Linked DNA regions of Homo sapiens: all the other regions are linked to region 1. A link is an interaction called in ENCODE POLR2A ChIA-PET data of the cell type or tissue named here. Cell type or tissue: MCF 10A. All regions are shown on one strand. Region 1 has its middle 32 kb from the start of MIR760. Region 2 overlaps LOC102723480 (a long non-coding RNA gene). Region 3 overlaps BCAR3 (BCAR3 adaptor protein, NSP family member). Region 4 holds the start of LOC102723480 (a long non-coding RNA gene). Region 5 overlaps BCAR3 (BCAR3 adaptor protein, NSP family member). Region 6 holds the start of FNBP1L (formin binding protein 1 like). Region 7 holds the start of BCAR3 (BCAR3 adaptor protein, NSP family member).

The links. Peaks named below come from ENCODE experiments on the same cell type or tissue, not always from the same donor. Only the 100,000 strongest peaks of a DNase experiment are listed, where the experiment ranks them.
Region 2: POLR2A ChIA-PET joins it to region 1 with 17 read pairs; 9 of 35 experiments call an interaction of 5 or more read pairs at or near these places.
Region 3: POLR2A ChIA-PET joins it to region 1 with 14 read pairs; 9 of 35 experiments call an interaction of 5 or more read pairs at or near these places.
Region 4: POLR2A ChIA-PET joins it to region 1 with 30 read pairs; 11 of 35 experiments call an interaction of 5 or more read pairs at or near these places.
Region 5: POLR2A ChIA-PET joins it to region 1 with 11 read pairs; 13 of 35 experiments call an interaction of 5 or more read pairs at or near these places.
Region 6: POLR2A ChIA-PET joins it to region 1 with 12 read pairs; 4 of 35 experiments call an interaction of 5 or more read pairs at or near these places.
Region 7: POLR2A ChIA-PET joins it to region 1 with 62 read pairs; 13 of 35 experiments call an interaction of 5 or more read pairs at or near these places.

Annotation. Positions count from the first base shown.
Region 1 is chr1:93,812,678-93,816,677 of GRCh38, forward strand. It overlaps a transcript of BCAR3 not described here. Among named protein-coding and RNA genes, the nearest start is that of MIR760, 32 kb to the right of the region's middle. RefSeq lists an enhancer at 1,396-1,936. In MCF 10A, CTCF peaks have their summits at 538 and 1,505 (motif pointing left); a DNase peak (open chromatin) is centred at 1,514.
Region 2 is chr1:93,699,575-93,703,574 of GRCh38, forward strand. It overlaps LOC102723480 (a long non-coding RNA gene), which reads left to right. Exons shown (of 4, transcript XR_947602.3): 4 at 1-4,000. It also overlaps a transcript of BCAR3 not described here. Among named protein-coding and RNA genes, the nearest start is that of BCAR3, 20 kb to the left of the region's middle. RefSeq lists enhancers at 1,572-2,771, 1,995-2,905. In MCF 10A, no CTCF peak of the experiment used is centred here; DNase peaks (open chromatin) are centred at 2,287 and 3,087.
Region 3 is chr1:93,662,807-93,666,806 of GRCh38, forward strand. The region is part of intron 2 of BCAR3 (BCAR3 adaptor protein, NSP family member); the gene reads right to left. Among named protein-coding and RNA genes, the nearest start is that of BCAR3, 17 kb to the right of the region's middle. RefSeq lists an enhancer at 1-278 and a silencer at 3,907-4,000. In MCF 10A, no CTCF peak of the experiment used is centred here; DNase peaks (open chromatin) are centred at 1,655 and 1,995.
Region 4 is chr1:93,690,816-93,694,815 of GRCh38, forward strand. It overlaps LOC102723480 (a long non-coding RNA gene), which reads left to right and starts at 2,336. Exons shown (of 4, transcript XR_947602.3): 1 at 2,336-2,700; 2 at 3,199-3,359; 3 at 3,464-3,630. It also overlaps a transcript of BCAR3 not described here. RefSeq lists enhancers at 2,184-3,383, 2,393-2,562. In MCF 10A, no CTCF peak of the experiment used is centred here; DNase peaks (open chromatin) are centred at 2,296, 2,656 and 3,436.
Region 5 is chr1:93,670,728-93,674,727 of GRCh38, forward strand. It overlaps BCAR3 (BCAR3 adaptor protein, NSP family member), which reads right to left. Exons shown (of 12, transcript NM_003567.4): 2 at 3,887-4,000. Among named protein-coding and RNA genes, the nearest start is that of BCAR3, 9.1 kb to the right of the region's middle. In MCF 10A, no CTCF peak of the experiment used is centred here; DNase peaks (open chromatin) are centred at 1,594 and 2,614.
Region 6 is chr1:93,446,436-93,450,435 of GRCh38, forward strand. FNBP1L (formin binding protein 1 like) reads left to right here and starts at 1,683. Exons shown (of 17, transcript NM_001164473.3): 1 at 1,683-1,870. The coding sequence starts at 1,847. RefSeq lists silencers at 557-851, 1,791-1,840 and an enhancer at 1,332-2,310. In MCF 10A, no CTCF peak of the experiment used is centred here; DNase peaks (open chromatin) are centred at 566, 896, 1,666 and 2,846.
Region 7 is chr1:93,678,503-93,682,502 of GRCh38, forward strand. It overlaps BCAR3 (BCAR3 adaptor protein, NSP family member), which reads right to left and starts at 3,335. Exons shown (of 12, transcript NM_003567.4): 1 at 3,096-3,335. RefSeq lists a silencer at 3,078-3,357. In MCF 10A, a CTCF peak has its summit at 2,377; DNase peaks (open chromatin) are centred at 2,419 and 3,439.

The DNA.
Region 1 (4,000 bases):
CCTGGACCTCTTTGATTGTGACTCTCACATGTTCCTCACAGGCATTACCCCTCCAGGGTGGGCTGGACACAATCATCTGCAACACCACTGCAACTCACAGTGTGGTCCAGACCAGCAGCACCAGGTAGTTTGTTAGAAATGTAAATTCTCTACCCCCCTATCCCAGGCCTAAAAGAATCAGAATTCCAATAGTCCTCCAAGTGGTTCTAACACACATCATTGTCTATATCATCTCCATCGGCTTTTTCTACTCTATGTCCTTTTTCATGGCTACCCCTCATAGCAGTCTTTTTACTGTTAACATTTCCCCTGCTCATTCAGATTCCAGCAGTCTTACCTTTTGGAAGGATTGCCCCAGCAAAGCTGTAGGTGGTGGTTCCACCCTGCATCCCTCCCCCAGATGACCCTCCTTTCTCCTTCTCTGTATTTCACAGGCCCTGGAATGCTCCCTGTGTCCCCAGCCCCCAGAGCTCCATTCTGCCTTCAGCTTGGTCCACTGTTCTTCCTCCACCTATAGGTGTGAATTATATTCACTCCCTCAAAATGTTTAAGCAAAGGCCGTCTCATAGGTCAGGTAAATCTATTATCAGGTAAGCTTTGTGTGCAGTCACTCTGGTCAGTCCAGGGCAAAGGTCAGGGCTCCACAGTGGGCTGAAGCCACACTTTACTAAAAAGAGGCCTCACCTCACTGCCCCCACCCCCTCAATGAGAAAGCTTTCACTGACTCAAATCGGGTGTGGCTACCACAAGTCCAAAGCTCTGAAAAACTAGGACAGTTTCTCTCTCTCTCTCATTCACTTTTAATATGGATATAATTTAAAAGTTACAGAAAAATTGTAAGTACAGTATAAGGGACTTCCATGTGCCCTTTGCCCAGATTCACCTATTGCTTTCATTGTGCTCCATTTCTTTTGTGGCCTTATTACTATCTCTGTGTTCTTCCTTGACTATTTTAAAGCTAGTTGGAAACATTGTACCCCTTTACCCCTTAATATTTCGGGATCAAAGACATTCTGTTATGTAAACATATTATGATTGCAACTTTAGGAAACTTAACATTGATACAATACTACTATCTAAACCACAGTTCAAATTCAGATTACGTCAATTGTCCCAATAATGTCCTTTACATTTTGTATTGCTTTTTTCTCAGCCCAGGATCCAATGAAAGATCAATCATTTATTGCATTTAATTGCATTTAGCTGTATGGCCCTCCTTTAACCTGGAACAGTTCTGCCTTTCTTTGACTTTTTGGACCTTAGCAATTTTGAAGGGTACTAGCCAGTTGCTTAGCAGACTGCCCCTGATTTTGAGTTTATCTGGTATTTCAGGATTAGGTTTAGGTAAATTTTTTATGACAGGAAAATCACAGAATTGATGTTGGATCCTTTTCAGTGTATCTTGTCAGGGAGCAGGGAGCACATGGTGACATATGCCCCAATACTGGTATGTTAGCTTTGATCTCTGCAAAGGCAGTAAATGGCCTCTTGGTGGAGGCTGTCCTCTGCTGGTTATTCTCAACATTGCATCACTTCTTGGCCTTTTGGCTAAGATCAAGTGTATTCTCAACATTGCAGCTGCTATGCCTCTGCTGATGTGATTGACAAAGGACCAGATGCCCTGAGTACGAACTCTGACACTTCACTGGTTGTGTGACCTTAGGCAAGTTATTCAGCCTTATTGAACCTCAATTTCCACATCTCACAGGATGGTTGAGGGCGAAGGGGTCCCACAGAGATGGTCATGCAGTGTATTCCTAAGCTAAAGTCTACACTGGCTGCTATGACTTCTAGGCGGGCAGGGCCTGGTGGTCCCTGGAGTGGTAAAGCTGCTCTTCAGGACTCACGTCCACTACCTGCAAAACCTCCAATGGGCTTGGGCTCTGCCTTTGTCGCTGTTGTGAAGGAACTCTGGGCAGCCCTCATGGAGAAGGAGGCCTGGCCTTTAGTGTTTCTGCCCTGTGGGCCCATCTGGGGGTCACCACTGGTGTGTGTACCAGCTGTTACACCGGCATCCACTGGTGTTACAGCCACACAGCTGCTCCCAGGCTGATGATGCCCCTGTGAGACTGAACACAGCTCCTGTGTGGCAGCCAGGAGAGGAGGCGCATACATCCCTTGACTCCCACAAACCAGGCATCAAACAGGTTTAATCCACGGGGCTTTCACCTGAACTAACCCAGGGATTCTGTCTTAAAAGACGGAGTGCAAACTCCGCTCCTACCTAGACTTTAGGTTTCTGTCCACATTTTCTGTACAACCTCAGAAGCTTAGGTGCACCCCCACACATTCCTTCCTCCTTGCCTGCCTGCCTTCTTTCCTACTTTTAATAACTATTTATGGAGCACCAGGCACTGCGTTAGGGCTATATGGAGAGCACAATATACAACTTGCCCCCACAGAGCTACAGTTTATTGGGTAAAGGAAACAAGCTGAGCAACAATTATATCACACCTGAGATCCCTGGGCTGTCTGAGCAGGCATTCAGGTCCCACCGGGCCTCTTGGCTGCACTTATCACCTCCCAGGTGGCCCAGAGCTGCCGCCTCCTCATTATCACTTTATATTTATTCAGTGCTCTCCTAGGATGCCAGCGAGATGCATTTTGTAGGCCCCAGGGAGAAGCTCAGAGACGGGGAACTATGAGAAATAAGCAGATCAAGAAGGAGAGAAAGAAGAGAAACATTTCTCAGCATAAACATGATTAGTTGTTTCTTTTCTTACTCGAATTTACTCTTCAGAACAGAGGCATTTGCAGTAGTGAACTTGAGCTTTCTCTGTGGGGTCTCCATATTTTTGGTATCTTGAGATTCCTGGGGATTGATGACTCAGTAAATGCTGAATATAAAGTGAACCTCACTTGGTAAAGCTGGCGCTGCAGATTAGGTTGTAAGAGGTGGGGCTTCGCAAAGCGGGGAAGCAGCCCTCCCCAGAAGAATGGGGAGGGAAGTCACTTTTCATCCATGTGTGAGATACCATTGCCTGATTCATTCTGCTGCACAGGCTTCTTCTGAAGGGAAAATGAAATAAAACATGGGAAAGGGCCATGTACATTTGTATAGAGATGCGCTATACACCAACAGACACACGGAGAACATGTTTGAGCCAAAAAATATAAATGAGGAGTTCTAATGTAATTTTACAGTGGTTTATTAGGTAGCAACCACACTTATCTCACTGATTAGGAGGTTAGAAGAATGCTGCCGTGGTCAGGGCCTGTGCTAGGTTTACAGGATCTGATTCACACCTTCCCTGATCCCTCAGCCATGTGTATAGTACACTCTACATACAAAGGATGCTGGGGAAGAATGTGAATGGAACATTCACAAACATATTATTACTACTGAAAGAACAAGAGGTACGTATTCAGGCTATCCAGATATGCAAAAGGCCAGCTGCTAGTTGGAAAACTATACTAGAAAATTCCAAGAGAGTGAGGACTATGCTGTCTTAATCACCACTGTATACCCAGAATCTAGTGCTATACCTGGCACACAGTAGGCACATAAAATAAATTAGCTGCACAGAAAGCCCACTGTGACTAGTTTATTCTATCACTGTAGGATAATTTTTGCTCAGGAATTGACAGGAGAATAGAGTTTTATGTTTTCTCATGATCATATCCCCCAAGCAATATTTTGAAATTATGCTGCAATTTATAGCTTTGCTTTCATTGGTGAATAATTCACAAAATCCTTTAGAAATTAAAACTCTGGGCTGGGCGCAGTGGCTCACGCTTGAATCCCAGCACTTTGGGAGGTTGAGGCAGGCAGATCACGAGGTCAGGAGTTCGAGACTAGCCTGGCCAACACAGTGAAACCCCATCTCTACTAAAAATACAAAAATTAGCTGTGTGTGGTGGTGGGCGCCTGTAATCCCAGTTACTCAAGAGGCTGAGGCAGGAGAATCGCTTGAACCCAGGAGGCGGAGGTTGCAGTGAGCCAAGGTTGCACCACTGCATTCTAGCCTCGGCGACAGAGCTAGACTCCATCTCAAAAAAA
Region 2 (4,000 bases), 110 kb before region 1:
TCCCGGCCCCATGTCTTGTTTTTAAACTCCAGCAAGGAAGAATCTTCTTTCCCTCCAGCCAGCCTTTCAACCCACTGCTCAAACAAAGCATTTTCTCTCAGAGGATGATTGCCAAGACCCACAGTTTAGTTCATGTGGGAGTGGAGAGGGGCCATAAATAATAATAGCCAAGTTTACTGAGTGCTTATTATGTAATAGCCAAGCACTGTTCCAGAGACATTACATATAGACCCATTTCACACACACAGGTGCACACACACACACACACATACACACAGTACAAATGAGGAAACAGACCCAGAGAGGTTGCCCGCCATTTGCCAGCTCTTATGAAGGGACTTGGACAGCCTGGCTCCCAGATGCTGCCCTGCCTCTCAAAGATCATCTCCCCTGGCTACCCCACCCCATTTTACAGGTAAGGCAATGAGCCCAGGGAGGTGAGGGACTTGCCTGGCCAGTCAAGGGCAGAGCTAGTCAAGTTGTCAGATCTTCTGACCAAAAAACCCAAGGCTTTTTCCTCCACCCTGGGGGCTCAGCACACCCAAGACTCCAGGAGTATGCCAATTGCACTTCACCCAGTTCAAAGTTTAGATCCCCCCTAATGCTTTAAACTAGAAAATTCTTTTTTTTTCTTTTGAGACAGGGTCTAGCCTTGTTGCCCACGTTGGAGTGCAGTGGTGTAATCTTGGCTCACTGCAGCCTCCTCCTCCTGAGCTCAAGCCATCCTCCCACCTCAGCCTCCTGAGTAGCTGGGACCACAGGGGCACACCCCTACACCTGGCTAATTTTTATAATTTTGTAGAGATAGTCTCAAACTCCTGAGCTCAAGAGATCTGCCTGCCTCAGCCTTTCAAAGTGCTAGGATTACAGGCATGAGCCACTGCGCCTGGCCTAGGAAATCCTTAAATGCCTATTTATTTGGACATGCCACTGGCAGACATCTGCACTGTACCTGAGCATCCCCGATGGGCTCATAGAATGCTAACTATAGCTTCCACCTATAGGTTAAACAGAGATTCTGCCCCTCTCCCCTCCTTGGCAGATGGATACAAACAGAAGCCAGGAGGAACAGCAGCACCTCACACATCTAGTAGCACTCCGGCAACGACTCTGAATACTCCCTGCAAGGCCGGCAAATATTTTGATAATCTTTCCCCTACAGGATTCTCCTGTGGAGAACAAATGGACACAGTCGGGAGCTGTCTTTCAGCGGAATTCCACAGGAAGAAACATTTCATCAGTGGAGAGGGTTTTGACTCAGGCCTTTTGGGGAGGGAAGCAGATTGCTCTGAGCTACTGCGGAGGGTAGGCTCTGCCCACAGGCGTCTGCCGTCCCCTCAGGACCTAGCGCAGGGCAGGCATGTGGGCACCCTCAGCGGACCTCACCAGGTGGGAGGCAGATGGTGTGCTGTTAAAAGCACAGCCTTCGGGGCAGCCAAACCTGGGTTTTGAGCAGTGGCTCTGCTGCTTGAAGCTGTGTGACCTTGGGCAAATTCCTTCACCTCTCTGCTCCTGTTTCCCCACTGTAAAATGGGCGTAATGAGAATATTTGCCTCTTGGACTGGCCCTTGAGAATTAGACCCAATGATGTCAAAGGAGCATGGAGCACAGGGCCTGCCACACGCAGGCACTGAATAACCACAGCGGTCATCGTGAGGTCCCCACTTGCCTTGAAGGGAGCTGTGTGGCTGAGTTCTCCGCTGTCACTGGTTCCCTTATTGAGCTTGCCTTAGGGGGCCCAAGGCCTCCTTCCAACCCAAAACGTGCCTTCGAGAGGGGCAGAGACCGGCCACCCCACGTGTCTTCCATTGGAATGGAAGTCAGGGTTCACCAGGCTGGGGGAGGGCATTGATGCCCTCATGTGCATCGGTCTGTTGGGCCCTGAGAAAAGCCCTAAAGATGCCTGGCAGGGGACATCTCTTCACAATGACATATTATTATTTTGAAAAAGATGAAGCCGAATTAGCAAGCATTTATAAAAAGTGGAAACAAAATGAAGCCACTGGGACAAAAGAGACACTGCACAGACCAACCACCGTGTGTGATGAGGGGCTGGGCAGGCCCACAGGGGCCTGTTTTATGTGGTGGCCCTCTTTGTCCCCACTCTGCCTGCTTCCCAGGCCTGCCCCTGGGCCTCTCTCCAAGGATGATTCTGTCTCCATTTTTGGTATCTACAGGCCTTGTGGGACTGGGAGGACTGAACTGGGCCCAGCATTCTCCAGGTGACTCACCAGGCAGGCCATGCAGAAAAGCCACTTCCTGCATCCCTGAGTGGCCAGTCATCCTCCTGGTACCTGCCTTAAGAACATGTGAGCCACCCTCAGGGGCAGGGTGGGACTGGGCTGTGCTCCAGGCATGGGCACCACATAGAGAAGGGCTGAGTGAGTGTAGTGGAAGAACCCAGGCCATCCAGGAGCCTGTGGCTTGGGGTGGGGTTGGGGGTGGACACAGTGTTCCTGGTGCTTTCTCCACAAAAGAAACCTCACCTTCCTAAAGCTATCGATCCACCCACTGGCGCTGTGGCAATGAAATTCTCACGGGGGAAAGTCTCAGGGCCAGCATACCTACCCCTGCACACTTCATGCCCCCAAGCACAGCACGCCATTGCAGCAGGCCCCTTCCTGAAGCTGCGCCCCCATGAATACGCCCTGTACCCATTCTGAGAATCAGGTCTGATATTATGGGAAGAAAATGTGTGCCTAGGCATGGCGGGGAGGGGCAAGTTAGGCAGGTCAGGAGGGAGAGTTTTGACAAGAAATCCAAGCACATGGGCCACAGAGGAGTCTTAAAAACAACCTCAGCCCAACTGTCTCCTGACTGTTCCCCCAACTTATCAGCTCAGGCCCAGGTCAGAGGAGGTCCAGGCTGGCCTGGCACAGCAAGTTGAGCCTGGTTCCCAGACCCTGCAGCTGGTTTTGAGCAATGGAAGTGGCAGTGAGTCTGTGCTCATGGAGTTCCTGGGCTCAGGCCCAGGTGGGGGTGGGGATGGGGGTTGGGGGGATGTCCCCTGTCTTCGATTTGACTCTGCTGCTCCAGTCACAGAGCTCTCTCAGAGGCAGACATGAAGCCAAAGCACTTCATTAAGACAGGAGGTCAGATAACAGCCCCAGCCCTCTTTGGAAACCGCACACCGCCCAGTGGCATGGAACAGGCCAGGTCCCAGCCCTCCCAGGAGTGCCAGGCATTGTATTTCAGAACTGAGCTTCAGCTACTCCCACAGGAAGGAGACGACTTGCTCCTACCTTGTTTTTAATTTCCAGAATACTGCAATCCCCTTAGGAAAACTCATGTTTTCATGATAGAATGGCAGCTGCCCACGCATGTCAGAGGCTTCAGACCTGATCCTGATCCTGATCAAGCCTGGAACAGTGATCTCTGGGCAGCAGATGAACAGCCCAGGGACCAGCAAAGAGAGCCTGCCCTCTGTGGTCCAAGGCTGGCCACCGCGGCCTGTGCTAGGCAGAAGAGCTCACAGGTGTGTCCTGCTTTACTTAACTCAAAGACAGCTGCTCAGAAGTTGCCTGGAATTGGAACTGTGATCAGGCCAGGCCCTCCTTAGGTTTCCAGAGGGACTGCTTATCATATATACTACCTGTGTGGTGAGGGGTCTCACTTGAAGACATAAAAAATGCACTCCAAACAGGAAAACAACTTTTAAAAATTATTGACATTTAACGATCAGCTGTGTGTGTATTAGGGATTTTTAAAAAGTGAAACACAGCCAGGCACAGTGGCTCACACCTGTAATCCCAGTACTTTGGGAGGCTGAAGCAGAAGGATGCTTGAAGCAGGAGTTCAAGACCAGCCTGGGAAACAAAGCAAGACTCTGTCTCTATTTAAAAAATTAGCAGGTGTCGTGGTACACTCCTGTAGTCCTACCTACTCGGGAGGCTAAGGCCAGCGGATTGCTTGAGCCTAGGAGTTTGAGGCTGCAGCAAGCTATAATCTTGCCACCACACTCCAGCCTGTGACAGAGCAAAACCCTGTCTCTTAAAAAGAA
Region 3 (4,000 bases), 150 kb before region 1:
AAAATCGTTGTCTTGATAATCCACTTTATAATAGAATATTTCCTGAGATCGATGTCAAGCTTATCATTTTGTAGCTTTTCTCTCTCTAAATCCTTTTTTAAAAATTAAACTATGTATCCACCTGCATCCTTCCTGTAGTTCTTGTTACTCCATTATTCCTCCAACATCACATGATTTGATGATCTCAGTCTCACACTCCCTCAGTCTTCTTGGACTTTGGGGCTTCACCTTATCGGGTGGCATTAGAGTCTCTTGTCATGGCCTCATCTACTCCAGGCCAGCGATTCTTGCTTCACATTTATCCTACCCTTTCCAGTCAGAGAAGTCATTTCTTGATGGAAAAAAATGCAAGCTGAACAGAAGCTTAGCAGTTTGGTTTCTCTCACAAGCCCCTCTCTTTGGTCTTATTGTTCCAAACATAACTTCTGAAAGCCCTTTTGTTACCCTTCACATTTTTCACAATCCTCTTTTCACTCTGCACTCTGTTTCTTTACAGCCCAGAGCCACCCTCTGATATGGACCTTGGTTGCATGACCCGACCTTCCCTGGGTCTGGCTCAGGGTCCAAGGTCAGGAAAGCACAGAGGAAGTGGCAGCACAGAGAAGGCAGGTCCAAAGGAAAGGGTTATCTAGAAAGTGCCACCTGCAGTCAGCAAGTCAAGGAGAAAAAGTAACATGATACCTGGAAAGATGTTAAGGTCAGAGGTCAGGAAAGGCAGGATTGCTTATCAATCCAGTGGAGCAATACAAAGGGCTATACCGTGGATGAGAAATTAGGTCAGTTGCAAAGAAGATGGAGAACAGGTGCTGCTAAGGAGAGGTAGTTCAAATGGGCATCCTTCCTCTGAGGGCTCCTTACATGCACAAAGACCTGGCCTTTCTGTCTTTGAATCTCCAGCACCTAGCATAAAGCCTGGCACACCAAAGTTCAACATACTTGTGAATGAATACATCAAAGTGGCCCTGGCTCCTCATTACCACACTGGGGGAATCCTTTAAAGGAGCAGGTTCAGACTGGAGTCAGTCTTTCATTCACATCCTTAAACAGAAGAGCTATCTGGATGGCCACATACCTCTTCCTCCTTTGGAACTGGGGTCACAGCATTGTTTTTAATTGTCCTGAACTGTGTTTCTCTTTTTAAACTTGAGGCCATGGGATTGTGTTTATCATGTACCTCGACCTTGGGAATCCTTTTTCTTACAGTCTAGGGTAGACTATAGACAAGAACACATTTCCCTCCCTGGCTGTCAGAGATTCTAAGGCCTGATTACTTCTAAAATGCCTGGTTCTTTCATTTCAACAGCGAGTTCCTACTTTTCTTTTTACTTTGAGACGGAGTTTTGCTCTTGTTGCCCCAGGCTGGAGTGCAATGGCAGGATCTCGGCTCACTGCAACCTCTGCCTCCTGGGTTCAGGCGATTCTCCTGCCTCAGCCTCTCAAATAGCTGGACTTACAGACATGCACCACCACGCCCAGCTAATTTTGTATTTTTAGTAGAGACAAGGTTTCTCCATGTTGGTCAGGCTTGTCTCGAACTCCTGACCTCAGGTGATCCGCCCACCTCGGCCTCCCAAAGTGCTGGGATTACAGGCGTGAGCCACCGCGCCTGGCCCAGTTCCTACTTTTCTATGAGTCAGTGTCTATCTTATCTGAAAACATTGCAATGCCTGATGACTGTGTTCATGAAAAGAATGGCAATTCAACTCCTTTTTCAGGCAGTTTCCCTAATCATGTTAAAACAGCATCATTTAAATATCCTGCATATTACACTATGGTGAGTCTATATAGGAATCCAAGACTAATACACAGTGGTACTGGTTGATAAAAACTTGACCCAGTCATGGGTTAACCTGGGCTCAGCAGAATTCTAGTGACAGCATGAAGCTAAAAGCCACTGTTGAAATTTTAACTTGGCAGCAGTCAGTCAAATTGAATAGGGTAAGAACAAGAAAAACCGTATCAAGGCCAGTATGTCTCTTGGCAGGCAGAGAGGATCTGGCATCAGTGAATCATCAGGCTTCAGGCTGTCTAAGCTCAAACACAGCACTTCTGATAAAAGCAGATGCTTTGTTTGGCTGCTATCTATCTGCCCTTCCTCCAATCCCACCAGTCCCATCTACCCCACCCCCACCCATTCCCTACCGGCTTCTGAAAGAGTGTGTTTGTAAAGGCTTTTTCTAACTAATCGAGAGGCAGAATAAAAATGCTATGGTTTTGAGATAATGTCCTCAAGCCTCTAAGAGGAAGGGCTTCTGCCTACCAGATAAAGGAACATATCCCCTTGACCTGTCTTCCCGGGCAGACACCCATCCTCAACGTGGCCACCTACCTAAACCTTGAAAAAGCAGCCATCACCCTTTAGGCAAAGGCAGACACTGCAGTGTCCATGTACCTCCTCTGTCTACAGGGTCCTTGGGGAATGTCCAGGACCGCTGGGAAGAAACCACAGGAGTATAATCACCATGCTGCTGACACAGACCCCAGGGAGGGTGGCCCTGAAAACATGTCTGCCTTATTTAAAAAAATCAAGTAGTGGATAAAATATGCTTTAGTTTAAATGGCAAGATAGTCTCCTATTGAATTCTATCATCAAAAAAAAAAAAATCTTCTTTTGAACACCAACCCTATCCAGATCCTATCTATCCATATCCTATCTTATTTCTCTGCACTCGGCCTCCTCTGCTGACTCCCTGGAACAAACTGTGCTGGGATTCCTCTGAGGTCGTTCTTAGGGTTCCTTCCCTTTACTCTTTACATAGAGCTCTAGATCTCTCCTTTGACGATGGCATCCATTTCCATGGCTTTAATTTCACTTCTGTGCAGACTCCTAACTTTATACCTTTCAGGCCAGACCTTTTTTGCAGAGCTCCAGGCTCATAATTCCAACCGCCTGTCTGTTTAACACCTCCACTTAGACATGCATGCATCTCAAACTTAGCAAACCCCAAACAGAAGTCCTGATTCTCAGCAATCTACCATAACCCCCTTCCCTAAGAAAATGCAATCAACCAAACAAATAAAGCCTTGGTCCTCTCCCAAGCTTCCCTATCTCAGCAAATGCCCTATCCCATATACCCAGCTGCCTGAGCCATGCTTGACTATACCTCTCCCCCACCCCACCATATCCAAACCTCAGCAGATATGGCAGACTGTACCTGCAAACTATATCTCGAATCCACAGACTTCTCTCCTCTACCACCACGCTAGTGCAGAACCCCACCTGCTCCCTGTACTTTTACAACCACCTCCTGCCTTCCCTCCTCATCCTCTTCTCCATCAATCCTCCTCCACAGGGAGACAAAGCAATCTTCTAAAAACTGATCGTGCCATTCCCTTGCTTAAAATCCTTTAAAGGTAGATTTCCTTTTGCCCTACAGAGAAAATCTGAAGTCCTTACCCAAATCTAGACCAGTGCTAGCCAATAAAAACACAACGTGAGCCACATGGGTAATTTTAAATTTTCTGATAGTCAATTTAAAAAATAGCTGAAGTTAATTTTAATCCTTTATTTAACCTACTATTTCAAAGACATTATTTCAACACGGTTACATAAAAATTATTACTGAAATATATTCTCTTTTTATATCAAATCTTCAAATTCCCATGCCAGAGAGGCCTTCTCTCCACCAGTCTAAGTAACTTGGGGTCCTCTGATGTTGTATCTTCCTTGTACCTCCTCATTTTGTAGTTACGTACTTAATGATGCATTTGCCTGAATGCCCCCTAAACTGAGAACTCCCTAAGGACAGGGGATACATCTATTTCGTGCTTCACTAGGTACCTGGCATCTAGCACAATGCCTGGCATAAAACAAGCTAATAAATACGCATCGAAGAATAAACAGCAAAGACACTGATATTAAGCACAAGAACAATCAGGCAAAGGCTCGGGGCCCGTTCACTGAAGACAGGCTCTGTTTTGTGTATTAGTACGATGGTATGCTGATATTTTAGTGCACTGCGTAGTTGTTATACCTATAAACTGTTGAGTGTTGGCCAAG
Region 4 (4,000 bases), 120 kb before region 1:
TTAAACTACTAGGCCTTTAATGTATATTCGTTTTCTAGGCCATTTTCTTGACTGGCTGCCTGACATTATTGGGTGCTTCAAGGGTGAGTGGAAAGGGGGAACTTGGGAAAAAGGGGGAATCTGACTGAAAAAGTAGAAAATGCTAAATTAACACTTCTGTTTCACAGTTTTGCCTAAACCGAGTCCAATTAAACCATTAAGATGAATAATATGTGTATGAGTTTTAGAGTCATTCTGGGGTAAAATATCACTATACTCAGGAGGAGAATATGGAGCCTCAGGGATTGCCCAAGGCCACTGAGCAAATTACATAGCAGAGCCAGGACTGAAGGTGAGACATTCTAATTCCACATCCCATCCTCTTTCCACAACACCCACTGCCTGAGCCAGTGTGGGGCTATCAGGGTTGGGAAGTGGTGACTTCAGCCTCTCAGAAGGAAAGCATTATAGAAATGATAGTGGTAATGGTCCCACTGGGGAACAGCCTCCCATTACTTCACAGGCTGCTGTTGCTGAGTGGGAAAAATGGTCTCCCCTGCACTTCAGAGCTAAATCGAAGCAGGGGCAAGTATGACAGACACACCCCTTCCCTGTGGGGTACACACAGCCTGGGGTCAGATTACTGTCCCTTTCTCTCGGCTGTTTAAGGTGCTTATTTTTACAGGAGTTATCATTCTACAAAGCAGGACACAATCCACCCTGCAAGAGACAGGCGGCCTTGGCAGGCAGGTGGTTGCCAGTGGGTGGTGGGAGGGGCCAGATTAGAGCCTTGGTCCTTGCTCCCAGCTCAGCAGCCTCCTGCTTGTGCCTGTTCCTTCCTCATTTTCCACCCAGGAGCAGAAGGGGCAGGCAGAGCCCAGGAAGGAATGTGCATCTGTGAGGCTCTGACCAGCAGCCCATTTTTCAGGCTCAGTCAATCCCTGCAAAGTAAGGGTCATTATCCCATTTTCCAGGAAAAAAAAAATGCAAATGGAAATGGACAGGAAAGACCAAGAGTTCTCAGCCTTTTTTCTAATAAGACATGAATATGTACAATTCACTCCCACGTGAGTGGCAGGGGTGTACGATCCCACACCATTCTCTTTCACTCAAGAGACCTTTTGCTGCTAAAATGTGGACAACTCTTAAAGCTGGACTTGGTTACACTATTCTCTCTACTTTTGCATATGGTTGAAAAATGCCATGATGAAAAGTTAAATAATGTTTCTAAAATTCCTTTGGAATGCAAGTGAGTGAAAGTGGTGCTATGATAAAGACAATCTAGGGTTGGCCAGTTTGATTTTTAAATAAGTGATTTATAACTGACACTGCATCATTAGGAATGAAGTGCTCGCCGCACAGCTCGGCATCCAGTGCAAGAGCAGCTGGCACAGCAAGCTGGAGGGCTGCAAGAGGCTGTCAGTTTGGCCCTTTCCTCTCTGGTTCCTTCCTCACAGGAACCCCCCTCCCCAGTGCACACACAGCTGCTGTGGGGCACTGCTTTTGCCTCCTCTTGTGTGGTAACCATTTGGAACTGCTTTTAATGGTGCTGTCGACAGTACTGAGGTTTCCAAATGGTAAGAATAATTTCCAGATAGTAACACAGTCAAGCATAAGGAGACACACAAGAATTGGCCTAGGTGTCTGCAAAGAGGGAGAGAGCACCAAAGGTTCTGATGGGGGAAACACAAACTAAATATGAATCATAAAAGCTATGCTTACCAGCCCAGGGCTAAGAACTTTGTGTGCATCATCTGAGTTAATCCTTTCAGCAACCTAGAGAGGTGGGGGTTATTAAGCCCTTTTTATAGACGAGAAAATGAAAGCACAAAAAGGCAGAGTAACCAGCCAAGTTCACAGAGCTGGGATGTGGAGCTCCCTAAACTGGCCTCCCTGACTCCACTGCCCACTTCATCTCCCAGTGTGAACCCTTGTTCCTCAGAGTGAGTGGGAGAGTTTGGGGTTGATTGCTTGAGCGTGGTGTGGAATGGCACAGTGAATCTTAAGAGAAGCAAGCAAGCTGGGTTAGGTAAACTTAGCCCAGTGCCTGGCACTTGCTAGGCATTCCATAGATATTTGAGATTTGGACTTTTGAACAGAGTTTCAGACATAGGGTCAGAGTGTGTGGGGGTCTCAAGCAGGTCAGGAACCACAGTCAAGCCTCTACATACACTTGAATTTTCCCCATGGCAGGAACCCACATTGAAGGTTCACAGGTGTGTCCTAGCGCCGTCCTGGGGCTGTGGAGCAGCTGCCTCTCCAGTGCCCGGGGTTTGCCATAAATGCCGAATCTCAGCCCCACCCTAAGGCACTGACTCAGAACCCACATTTTAACAAGCCTCCCAGTGACCTGTGTGAGAGGCACTGCTCCAACTCAACAACCCTCCTGCAAGGGAGCAAGCCAGCAGTCATCCTTCTACCCAGTACAGGGGAAATTTCTTTTTCCTGTACTAGGCTTAGGGAATAGCACTTTGGGGGGCTAACCCCTGGTGCTGCCCTAACCTCTTCCTCACAAAACCTTTCATACAGCTGTGAGAGGCAAACTTCTCAGTTGTCAGCATTTCCAGGAAGAAAGAACCCCTTGAGTGATCTCCATGTGACCTCGTCTGTCTCAGGTTCATGAACATGAAGGTGAGAGCAGCTCTTCCTCACAGCATGACCAGGCAGTGACAAACACGCCACATGGAAGGAAATGAGTGAACAATCCTCGCATATTCTGAAGTGAGTCATTGGCCTTTCTTGTGGACTGGGTACTGGATGATTAAATTTCTGGTTTCTGTTTCTTATTTCAGAATATATTGATGATGAACACATAGCGTCCCCCAAAGTGCAAGGTGCTGGGGACAACAGATCAGGTGGTCCTTTAAAACACTTTATACAAAAATAATATTATACTGTTACCACCTTGGTAACACAGTAAAAATAGAGGACAGGTAAGATGCCTCTGTAAACACGGACTGCTGTGATTTTGGTGACTAGTAGGGGGCAGAAACTCGAAAGTAGCTCCAGGGACGCTCACCTCTTGTGCTCCTATCCCACTGTCCATCTCCCATCTGCTCTGGGCTCTCAGTGTGGAGTGGAGCTGATAGTGGTCTCCACCACCAAGGCTCTGCCTCTTGCTTGAGCCCCTGAGCACCTACTCTTGGCACTCTGTGTGCTTTGCCCACTTAATCCTCACGACAGCTCTTTGAGGCAGGTATTATTATCCCTATTTTATAGATGAGGAGATTGAGGTGCAAAGAGAGGCTAAGTTGCCCAAGGTTGCATGTCTAAAAAGTATCAGAGGATGAGAATACAGATCTGACCAGGATTCTAAAGCCCACGTCATTCCCTCCACACCTGGTAGCTTCAGCCTTGCCCAGCTCCTGGTGGAACTTCCGGTAAGGGATGCTCACAGAGCACAGGGTGGGGAGCTCCCCTGGCACGTGGAAATCACATCACACTGTTGGCTGGCAACTCCACTTCCATGTCAATCTGGTGCCAGCTCCGGGATCCTGAAATGCCCTGCATGAATCATCAAGGGACAAAAAGAGGAGACTTTCCAGGGACTGACGCCCTCCCAGCCACCGTGGGATCCCGGCTACTGTGACTGAGCCCAGTCATGACTCCAGAGTGCTTCACATCACATCATTCTTTCTCAGCATCCAAAATGTGAGTCCTCTGGGCATGAATTCTCTCCTCCACTCCACTCTCCATGGCTCTCCTGGTCCCTTCCTCTTTCTTCTCCCTACCCCTTTCTTTTCCAAACCTCTCATCCATTCTTCTCTATAGTCCCCTTCTCCATACTTGGAGGCCTATGCCTTCTTAATATCAACCTTCTCCAACTTTCCTGATCATTAAAGTCACCTGATCATCAGAATCATGCACATCCCCTGGCTCCTGTCCCAGAGGTCTGAATTGGAGAGATCCAAGTGAGACCTGGCAGCCAATGTTTAACAAGAGCCCATGTGTCCTTATGATCAAACACATTTGGGAGACCCCAAACCACACTCCTCCTGTTGTAATCCACCAAACACTGTTC
Region 5 (4,000 bases), 140 kb before region 1:
CAAACAAGGTAGTTTATGAACATATCCTTTAAGCTATCTGAAAACTATAAAATGTAGGAGATAACAATTAATAATATTAGGATAATTATTCATGTTATAATTATTGGGATAATTAATAATGGAGGAATTAATAATGGAGGAAATGACACATGTAGATATGAAAGCTTAATCATGCAAGTTTTAAGGTCAAAGAGGAGACTTCCTCTGCTTTGTCTTGGGCCTCCGAGAGGATGTATTTTCAATGAATGTTCAATTATAATAAAGGTTATTATTATTATTTTTTGAAATGGAGTCTCACTCTGTCACCCAAGGCAGAGTGCAGTGGCGTGATCTCAGCTCACTGCAACCTCCACCTCCCAGGTTCAAGCGATTCTCTTGCCTCAGTCTCCTAAGTAGCTGGGATTACAAGCACACGCCAATATGCCCAGCTAATTTTTTTGTATTTTTAGTAGAGATGGGGTTTCGTCATGTTGGCCAGGATGGTCTCGAACTCCTGACCTCGTGATCTGTCCACCTCGGCTGCCCAAAGTGCTGGGATTACAGGCGTGAGCCACCAAGCCCGGCCTATAAAGGTGACTTTTTAATGATTAACAAGCTAAACATATTTTTTTGGAAAAGAGCAAACTTGCAACAGAGTACTTCACAAGACAAAGAGGTGCTTATCTGGAGGGCCTCCCTCTGAGCAAGATAGAGGAGGCAGGAGACATCCAAGGCGGCCCACTATCTTCATGCCAATACCCGTCAGGCCAATACCCAACATGATGAGATGCAATGTTTTCAGAGCTGACATCTGGGCAAGTCACTGTCAACTGAAATTAACCCCTGAATTCACTACGAAAAGAAAAAAAGAGGTGACTGAGCTGGAGTGAATGGTTGGTGTTTCGCAGCTCCTTTCAACTGGAAGAGTTGAATGAGAAGTTCCATTTCTCTCACTGTATTTTTGCTGTGGCACCTTTGGCAAAACCTCCTTCTCTAGAGCCTTGGGTTCTCATTCAGGCTGCTTGGTCCTAGCTCTGCATATGCAAAAACTTTGTTTATATCATTGCTGGTTTCAAAAAGGAATTCAGGCAGCTTATAATCTTATTAAGAATACTTAACAAAAAAAGAATATAAGGTATTTTGTACTCCTCAAAATTGGGAACACCTCAGGAGATTTTTTTTTTAATGTGTTAGAGAAATAAATATATTAATAGTAGTACAGAGCAGGGTAGGACTTTACGACCCTTTAACAGAGAACCATGTGCCTTCTCACTCAGCACAATTTTTGAGGGATATGCATTTGTTACTTCCTGTATTCATCTTTAACAATAAGATATTTTCAGTTAAGAAAAAAAGATGTGAATTTGGATTAATATAGCTCTCAATCATAAACAAACCCTAAACCAGGAGTGCTTGTTAAGTCTTCCACAGCCTGGACTTCAAACTCAGGACCTGCACCCACCCTCCGATAAGATCTTTTACAGAAATATGACCTCTGTCCAAGTCAGTTTTCAAATCAAAAAGCTTTACACTCTTGGCAGCTTGACAGCTTGGACCTTGGGTGTTTACCAAGAACTTCCCCAAGATAGGAAGGGTGACTCCATCACTACTGCCTCCCCACCCACCCCCCTAGTGTGGAGTTTCCCTTTGTAAGAGCTGGCACCTAGCCAGGGCCTCAGAACTTCAAGGAGTAAGTCTATAAACTGTCTGTGTCTAGTACATGGTAGACATCTAGCTCAGGACAGTTTAAGTTAATAAATGAAAAGCGGTCCACCATAAGCCAGCTAACAGTTGGTTCTGACTCCGTATCACACAGCCTGGCATCTGTGCTCATCTTTAGCAGGCCAGAAGTTACCTGTCTTTGCTGCTCACCTCCTGCATTCTTGCCCCTTAAGTGCCAATTATGCGATGTTAACAATCCTGTGCACAGGTATGCACCTCCATGTTCACCCATTCCAGCAGTGGCTGCCTGCCAACTTTCTGAGCTGGGAGGTCACCCACCTAGATTTTGTGGAGCCGGTCCAGGGCCTTCTAACCCCCAGGATACCCCAAGGAATGTCCTAATCTGGTGACAGAAGCAGTTCAGGGCTCTCTAGTGGTTTCTATGGAGATTATCTGGGCCTCCACTTATTTTCTTCTTGTACTACTGCAATTATGGAACTGAGAATAATTCTGAACTCTTGTTCGCCTAGCTTTGCACCAACACCAACACTGTTCTCCTCTCAATGTGCTACACTCCAGCCACAGGCCATTCCAGTTCCTTTTGGGGTTTTCAAACATGCCAAACTTGCTCCCATCTCCAGTTCTCTGCACTTGACTTCCCCATGCCTGCAACAGCCTGGAAGGCCCATGGTTGCTTTCCCTCATTATACAAATATGAGCTTAAATATCATCTCAGAAACCTGTTCATCCTACCAAAAACGTACCACCTCCAATAAATCTCCAGCATATCACTCCATTTCCTCTATAGCATTTGGTATAATCTGCAGTTGTCTTATTTATTTGTATATACTACCTAATGCGCTCACTAGAATGTAAACTCTGGGAAGATATTGCTTCAGATGCTCCACTGCTACCCTGTTAGTCCACATATTTCCACCACCCTATAAAAGGGCAAGAACAGATTGCTCAATAATTTGGCTGCTAGAATGTTTTCAATGCTGGACCAGCCCTTCATTTAAGATAATCAGGACTGAGCAGAATTTTCCTGGTAAGCCCTGGGGCTTATGAAATCAACATACTCTAATATAGGTGCTCCATATATAAATATTGAACAAATAAATGAGCTAGGATCCAAGTGGCTTTGCGACAAGCTTGGACAAAAAGAGAGATAACAAAAGAAACAGTCCCATTCTTTACCAGATAGCATCACAGGCTGCTGATCTTCCCCAACAGGAAAAGGAGTGCAGTTTCCAAACTAGCTCTAACAGGCAGAAACCAATCACAGCCAGGCCCATTACAAACCCAGAGAAAAAGCATTTACAACCATAAGGCTCATTTACCCAGATCTCTGTCACAGAGAGGGAAAAATCAATTCTTGTCCTAAAGTATTCTGAAGCTGACCTGCTGGTGCATCCACATAAAATTTTATTTCAGCATGCTGACAACTAAATATAAGGAGATATGGGGTCTAATTTATAGACATCCTGGCATCTCTATAGAAGTGGATGGACATAGTTCAGAATCTGATGCTATGATAAAAAGAAAATACTTGGGCTTTCTTTTAAGGGACTTAAGAGAGGAAGCTGGATTTTAAAATATCCTCAAATGTTACATAATGTTAAGAAGTGGTTTTTATTTAGGTGTTATAGTTTTTTTTACATTGTGGTTATACAGTTTTTAAAATAAGAGTCCTTATCTTTGAAAGGAACATACCAAAATATTTCCAGATGAAATAATATGAAATCTGAGATTTGCTTCAAAATAATACCAAAGGAGGGAAGTAGGTGGGAGTACAGACAAAACGGGACTGGCCTTGAGCTGGTAACTGTTGGAGCCGGCTGACAGGTGCATGGGAGTTAATTATTCGCTCAACTTTGTGTATGTTTGATGTTTTTCCTAATAAAAACTTCGGAGTCTCACTCTGTTGCCCAGGCTGGAGTGCAGTGGAGCGATCTTGGCTTACTGCAACCTCTGCCTCCCGGATTCAAGTGATTCTCCTGCCTTAGCCTCCTGAGTAGCTGGGATTACAGGCACATGCCACCATGCCCAGCTAATTTTTGTATTTTTAGTATAGACAGGGTTTCACCATGTTGGTCTGGTCTCAAACTCCTAACCTCATGATCCACCCATCTCAGCCTCCCAAAGTGCTGGGATTACAGGTGTGAGCCACCACGCCCGGCCATAAAAACCTTTTAAAAAGCTGTTTAAGACAAATCATCTTCACTAGTGAAATTACAGAAGTTACCTGAAGGTGAAGGTTTCGCCGTGCCGGTCCTGCCATGGGCTCTCCTGGATGCCATCCTGGGTCACAGGCGAGTTCTGCCGTGGGGATTTGGAGTGGGGGAGGGTGCCCATGTGA
Region 6 (4,000 bases), 370 kb before region 1:
CTTGAACCTGGGGGGTGGAGGTTGCAGTGAGCCGAGATCGCGCCACTGCACTCCAGGCTGGGTGACAAGAGTGAAACGCCGTCTCAAAAAAAAAAAAATCCATTTCCCCTTACTAATTAATGTTACTTGCAATTGCAAAATACATTCATGATTCTAGGGAGTGATAGGAAGTGATGGGAGAGGCGGTTAACAGTGTTAGGTGACATAAATAAACGAAGAAATTATTTTGGAATAGAGGCAATGTAGAAAAATGTTAGAAAGTGTTGTTCAATCCTTCACAGGCTTTTCACTGCATGGTACAAAGTTAAGCATTTAAAAATTGGCTATAACCCACTTGGAAGAGGGCATTTGTATGCTTAAAGTGGCCTCAGAAAAGGACAGCAGAGAATTTAGGAAGATTAGCAACTGGACTGTCAGGCGAACTCAGGCTGTTGGCCTCAACTCCAAGAGGGAGCGCAGCTAGGCAAAAGAATACGGATTAAGCGGAAGAGGTTGGAACACCTGTCCAGGCCAGGTAGGGGAGGAGTTTCAATGCTGACAAAGAACCCGTTGGGAGAGCTTCCTAAAACACCCAGCTGTCATGACGCACTGAGGAGTACTCTACTAGTTGACTGTTTTGAAGTGTGTGTGTGTGCGCTTGCTTGCTTTAGGAGACAAGCTATTAATACTAAAGCATATGTTAGGGAGTTGCTCAGCGTACTTGATATCTAGTAGCACCAGCCAAACTAGCTAACAGCCTTTCCATGGAGATAGGCCAGGAAGTAGCTCCATAGAGAAAAAAGGAAGTAGTGGACCTGCCTCCAAGGTTCCGATACTGGGAGGTGAAAGAGATCTGAAGTTCCGAATAAGCTGTTTACACTACCAGAGAAAAATCTGGCTCCCATCCAACCCTCACCCACGAGGTGCCCATTCCAGACATGGGGCAAGCTGCCTTCTCATCTTCCGCAGGTGACAGCTCGGCTCACATTTGTCCACGTCTTCCATCTCGTGCGCTGGCAACATACCTAAATGATTACTGGAAGAGCTGCCTCTTTTTATAATTTCCTGACAGAATTTATAAAATTAAAATATTTAATTAAAGACAGAATCGGGGACATGTTGCCTTCACATTTGCTGTTCAACCTGTGCACATTTTGGTGGTTCCCAAGAATCGTCATGCCAAAGCATCAGGCTTGAAAGGAGAGATCACCTTAAGCATCAAGATTTAAAAAAATAAAACACAACTCTCCTCAGTCTAAACTCTAGGATTTGGATGACGCTTCCCTGTCAAGGTTTCTCCCGAGTGGAGGAGACAAGAGGCAGGAAAGGCAGGTAACTAAAATTGCCTCATGTAAAGGGGCTCAGCGCAGAGGAGGAATGAGATAATAGCGGCGGTGGGGGTCTTTTCCCTTCTCTCCCTTTCTATCTTGGAAACAGGGGTCCGACTGGCAGCGGAGTGGGGGCAGTCCAAGCTCCGGGGTACCTGCAGGAGGAGACTCGACCAGCGAGAGGGGCCAGCGAGGGTGACCAGGTGCCCGCTTGGGGACCCCGCCGGCGGTGGCCAGGCTAGCCCAGGTCCTCCCCGATCCCAGGATGCACTGCGCCCCGCCCCCTCCCCGCGCCGCGTTCCGCCTCCCCTCGGCCCCGGCCCCCTCCCGCCCAGCGCGGGGAGGCGGGGACGCGTCGGCGGCGGAGGCTTCTCCAGTCGCGTCTTTCTCACTCACTGGGGAGCCCGGCGGTGGCGGCACCTTTCGAGGTAGACCCGCTGAGCTGCTAGCCCGCCGGCCAGCGAGTGAGAGGTCGGACAGACTGTGGAGCCGACAGACTGAAGGACAGCGGCACCGCCAGACGGCCAGAAAGTTCCGCCATGAGCTGGGGCACGGAGCTGTGGGTGAGTCGGGGAGAGGGGCGCCCCGCACGGACCCCGGCCCCTGAGAAGCGCGGGTTGGGCGGGCGCCGCGGACCCTCGGCGGTGAAAGCGCGCTCCGCCGTCCTCGGTCCGGCGCTGGCGGAGGGTGAGGGTCCCGCTCGTCTTTGTGTGCAGACTCCTCTTCCCTTCTCGGCCGGGGGTCTAGGGGGCCGCTAGTCCGTGCTCCCGCCTTTGCCGCCGTGGTGCAGCTCGGGCGGCGCCCGGGACGGCCGGGGGAGCAGCCCGCGGGCTCCTGCGTGCGCCGTGATCCCCTCTTGTTCCTTCTCCCTCCTCCACCTTCACTTTTCCCGACGCCTGGCTTCGCGCCCGGCGGCTCCTCTCTTCCTTTGTATCTCTCCTCCCGGAGGCGGGGGAGGGGGCCCATTGTCCCCAAGGGGCGCTGTTCGAGGGCGGGGAGGGGACCGGCCGCGATTCCTCGCCCGGGCCAGGTCCGCGGGGCTAGGGCGTCGCCCGTCTGGGGCGGCGCCGCCCAGAGCCCTCGCCCCAGGTATGGGGACCCAGGCGGCTTTGTTCGGAGCCCGGCCTCGGGCCAGCCAGGCCCAGCCCACACGCACATTTCTCTCTCCCTGCCTCAGTGCTTCGGGCGGGCACAGCTTCGAGGGACTCCGGTTTGGCCACCCCCGGCTGCAGCCTTTGGGCTGGTGGGTTGGTTTTGGGGGCTGAATTAAATCGAGTGATCGATGAGGAAGCTAATTTTACCAAAAGGAGCGTACGGTCTCCCTGTTGCTTTACTTCCCTTTCCGTTCTTTATTCTCACTTGTTCTTTCTCCTTCGTTCTCTCCTTTCCTTTCCTCCTTGCCTTTCTTTGGCACAGGAGGCTCCAGACAATGCCCAGTGTCTGGCCAAGGTACGGGCGGAGGGTAATAGGTCGGAGAATTTGCTCCTGGCGCCGGCGCGGAAGGGTCGAGGTGTGGAGGGCAGTGATTTCTCAGGTGCGGAGGGCAGTGATTTCTCAGGTGCGGCCGGGAGAACTGGGGGCGTGGGGGCGCTGTCCCGAGAGCCGCCTGGCCTCAGCCACTCCCCTTTTTATTCCACCTGTGCCTGTTTTCCGTGCCTTTTGTTCGCGAGGATCTCGTGAAATCACTGCAGAGAAAGGGGAGAAATAACTTTTGAGTATGTGTGTGCCCAGCTAGGGTGGGAGTGAAAGCCAATGGGTTAATTGAAAGGCAAAATGTTTTCTTATTTTTCACGTCTACTCATAGATTGGGAATCTTAGAACTGTGAGACTTTAGAGTCCATCTAGTGAATGCTTTACTTAGCCAGCCAGGAATCTCTTGTGCAACATTCTGTACAAGTGCTTACCCAGTCTGAAAACACACCACCCAAGAGAAAATACCTTAGGAGCCCCTTCATTCCGTTTCTTAGATAGCATTAATTGTTCTTATATTGGGGAGGATTGCATGGTAAATGAATTACATAAAGTTTAATTCTTTTACATTGGTTAGTTTCTCAGGCATTATTGGCCTTTTTCCCTTACACTTTGTGCATTCTATAATTGATTATAGTGAATTATCAATGAAAGGAAATGGGTATAGTTTTATTTTAAATTTTTAAATTTTTTATTTTTTTCATGCCTACCAGAGTGCATTCATTCGTTTTTATAATTACAAAATATTTTAACTTTTGCCTACTTAAATGACTTGTGCTTCAAAGGAAACTAAAATGTAAGTAGAATACTTCTAAAAAGTAAACATAGGAAAACAGTGGAGGCATGTTATTTAGATTTAACTCTTAAGATTTTTAAAAAATTCACTTTGTATCACACTAAAGAATAACAGTTTTAAGGAAAAACATTTTAGTGAATAATAAAATGTGATTTTAAAAGTTTTTTTTTTAAACTTATGGTACTACCTAAGGAAACGATTCCATTCCTCTACTGTCTCCTATAATTTGGTTACTTTCAGCATTTAAAGAGTTTCTCAGCAATCTGAAAAGATAAACTGTAGAAGAGATGGGAATTTTTGTTCTAACTAAAATTTGCTTTGTGTCCTTTGGAAATTCTGAAAAAGATTTTTAATTTTTCTCAACATTTAATACATCTCCATATTTTAAGATTTTTAGTTTGAGGATTTGAGGGAAACATTTATTAGA
Region 7 (4,000 bases), 130 kb before region 1:
TAGATAAGGGAAATAAATGTTCATTTGATATATATTCTCTGAGGGCTTATGGTGTACCAAGGCTAAGGATATAATAAATTAGACAAGCTCCTGCTCTCATGGAGGAATCCAACCTATACAAACAAGAAAATGAGTTAACATCCAAGTTGTAAGCACGCTAAGGAATATAAACAGGATGAACTGACAAAGGATGACTGTTGCGGGTGGAGAGCTACTTTACATTAGGGTGGACTGGGAAGGCCTCTCTGAAAAGGTAACAATGACATGAGACCTGAAAAAAGGCAAGGGAAGGAGCCAGTCAAAAAAAGGTCTGAAGGGGGTTCCAGGCAAGGGATCTGGCAAATGCAAAGGTCTTGCCATAGGAACAAGCGGTTGGAATGACAGCTGATGGAGACTAAACCCAAGTCTCCAGCCTCTGGCTCCCATGTTTTCTCCACTTGGAAATATTTCTGTCTCAATGTCCCTAGTCATTATATACTTCTTATGTACCATTTGATTTTTTAAAAATAAAATGGTATGACTCAGAACCTAGGCTTTGGAGGCAGATATCTACAGGTTCAAATCTCTACTCTGCCACTGACTTACCAGCTGTATGGCCTGGGACAAGTTACTCAACCTGACGGTTTCTCATTTTAAAAAATGACTTAACAGCTATTTCATAAGATTGTTGTAAAGATTAAAAGTGATTGTGTATACAAAGTTCTTGAAATACTGCAAACACTTAGTAAATAGCAGGTCCCCTCTAAGCAGGACAGGGGCTGCTCTTATCTATCTTGTCAGATAAGAGTCACTGTATCTCTGTTATACTGAGGGTTCACAAAGGAAGTAACTCTGAGAGTTCACAAATGAAGACTGCAACTGGGAAGGATGGGGAGGGAAACGTTTTAACCTAGAACAATAGATGCAAAGACACCAAGCCAAGTAGGACATGGACACGGACACAGACACAGACACACGTACAGGCAAACCAAGTGAGCCTACATGCAGTCTTTAGAAAAAAGCCCAGGTGAGACTCTGGCCATCTGACTTCTCTCTACTGTGCAGGAAAACAAACACAATGTCCTGACTCAGTCTAATGCCAGATTTTGAAATATTATACAAAAGTCAAAGACTCTGCATCTTGATATGAAAATCTGAGACTCATGTGAACATCAGGAACAAGAGCGAGGCTGACAAACTTTACCACATGTGCTGCCTTCCTGGGCCTGGTCAGTCGCTGGGCTTTGAAATGTTTGTGAACTGAGGCCCAACTCACTTGCTTTACAATGATGTCTCAAAGAAACTGATGATCTTGCAAGCTGAGGCAGAGATAAGCAGCCCACTTGTTTGGATTTTACTCTTTTATTTCTGAAACGGGATATTTTCAAGTTTAACTCATAATGGTTATCTGATGTGAGCTTTAAGAACTTTTCATTATATTTTAAACTCTGGAAATGTAACCGTCTCGGCTGCCCCATGACAGAGAATTTACAACTTGGATCTGTAGTTTTATAACTTCTCTGGAGAGTCAGATGGAGAGAGGAGATGAAACAACCACACATATTCAATTGGCTTATCCACTTAAAATGAAGTTTTGCTTGGGTTTAGGAATTAAGAGTATCTCTTTATTTTTGAAGTAAACTTATGAAGTCTAGCCAAATGATTCAAGTATGAATAATTCCTCCATGGATTGTATTTCAAGCAACACAGTACAGGATTTACCCGATAAGGTTCTTAAGATTAGCATCCATTTGACAAGCAGTTCTGCCTATATGAACAGGAGATTTAGACCTTGGTTAGTCATCCTGGAAATGCCAGCCTTCTCAGCAGCACTTTAGAGAAAGTTGGAGTTGGAGTGGTGTGGGATCCCCTGGCTTGGCAAGGTCTTTACGTTATCCTCAATACCCCCTGGCACGCCCGCAGACAAGCGCTTTGCCTGTGGGCTTCCCATTGTTACCCGGGTAGCCCCTTCCCACTTGGACCTGTGTTGAGCTGGGCCCCACCCCCAGCACTGAGGCCTCTCCCAGCCTCCAGGATCTCAACTCAGTCCCAGGCAACACAAGGGAGGCTATCAGCTCCCAAAATGACCTTCCCTCGGCCAGCGTACTTTCCTTGGGGAGGTCTGTGTAGCCTTGGGAGATAAAGTCAAGGTTTAAAACAATCTGAATGCACGGCTCTACTTTCCATCTCAGCTAACAGCTTTAAGCGAAAACAGATATGAGGTTAGGAAAATGGTTTTTCTCCTTTGCACCTTGCTTCAAGCGAGTTAACCCCAACCATGACCCGACCCGCCGCCCCACGGAACACGCCGCCTTGCCAGATGCTTCGGAGTCCGCTCAACCTCCTCCTCGACGAGTGTCTACACCTGATTACACCGTTTTAAAGCGGCGGCGCCCTCAGCGGCCTAAGTGGGTAAGGACAGTTGGGCTGTACGATCTATCGGAACCTCCTTCCCACCGTCCCTCCCTTCCTTTGCCTTCCCTCGCCTCTCCCCACCGCGACGCAGAGGGAGCAACACAACCAACTATTCATTCTTTCTCAACAAAGGGAGAGAGGGAGGGAGATGTTGTCAACAGTTACAGGGCAGGCTCCTTCGCTTTCTTTGCAAACTTCCCAAGAGATTACCGGAGAAACTCGCCTCCTCGGAGCCTTGGGCTTCCACCAGAGCGCTCTGGGCCCTCGCATCTGCCCGACCCCGGCCGGCTTCTGCGAAGAGGGGACGGGCGGGACAGGGCGGGGTGGCCGGCAGAGCAGCTCCGACGGGCAGGGGGTCGGGCGAGGCCAGCGCCCGGGAAGATGCCGCTCGAGTGCCACCGAGCAAGATGCCTGGCCGCCAATCGCTGAGCGCTCCCCGCCGTGGGCCACGTCTCGGGGAGTCCCAGCGCGCTCGGAGGGCCTGGAGAGCGCAAGCCCCAGCCCCACTTCAGTCACCCCCGCCCCCAACGCCAAATCCGCTGGCGGGGGTGGGTAGGGACCAACAAACGCCGGCTCTACTTTCCCCAGAGCCTAACTTTGTCCAACAAACTTCCTAGCGTGTCCTCACCGGGGTGGGGGAGGCCCAGGCGCCCCGGGAGGAACAGCACCCCGAGGACGCTGGGCGCGCGGCGGAGACTCACCTCCCGGCGCGGCGCTGGGCGCTCGGGCTCTCAGGATCTCTGGACCTCCGGCTGGGGCTCAAAGGCGCCGCGCGGCCGGCCTCGCACCGCCCGCGCCGCGGCTGCTCCCGGAGCTGGGGACGCTCATGGTCCGCGGGGCGTGCCCGCCGAGAATCCCGCGCGCGTCTAGCCGGTGCGCCCCGCAGCTCCGGCTCCGGTCCCGGCCCCGTCCCCCGCCCGGCCAGCAGCAGGCGCAGCTCTGAGCCGGCGGCGCGCACTCCGGCCCTCAACTGGTGATTTGCGGCTCCGCGGCCCCACCCCGGCGAGCCGATTCGCGCTGCCTTGCGGAACCCCCCGAGACATTTACATTCGGTGACCTAGCCAGGCCCTCCTCTGCCCGGATTTTAGAGTTTGGCTCTCTTCGTATCTCCCCAAGGAGCCAGTCCTCAAGTATAGCTCGATCACTTCCTTTCTGAAGCTCTCTCCAGAGACAGCCTCGTCGAATCCACTCCTTCCCCTTCCCCGCGTTATTTAATTACCCAACAGATCTGCTTTGCTCGTCTGCAGACACCTGGCTGGCTTTCAATGTGAAGGGCTTTGATGAGACAAAGCCCCAGGTAACCACAAATGAACCATCCACGGGAACAGGCAAATCAATTGCACTCGTATGGACGTATTGAAAGCAAAGTGCGAGTTGGCGGTGGCACTTCAGCACTAGATGATTTGGTGGGGTGAAAAATTGGAGCCCACTGGAAAAGACTTAACACTATCTTATATCAAGATCCATTATAAAGTCATAGAAATAGTAGAAGGATAGACAAACTGACCAATGGAATAAAGTCCAAAAACAGATTTACAATATGTGGTCACTTGATTTATGTCAGGTGCTGCTGTGCTGTATTGGGGGTCAGATTAGCTCTCTCTTT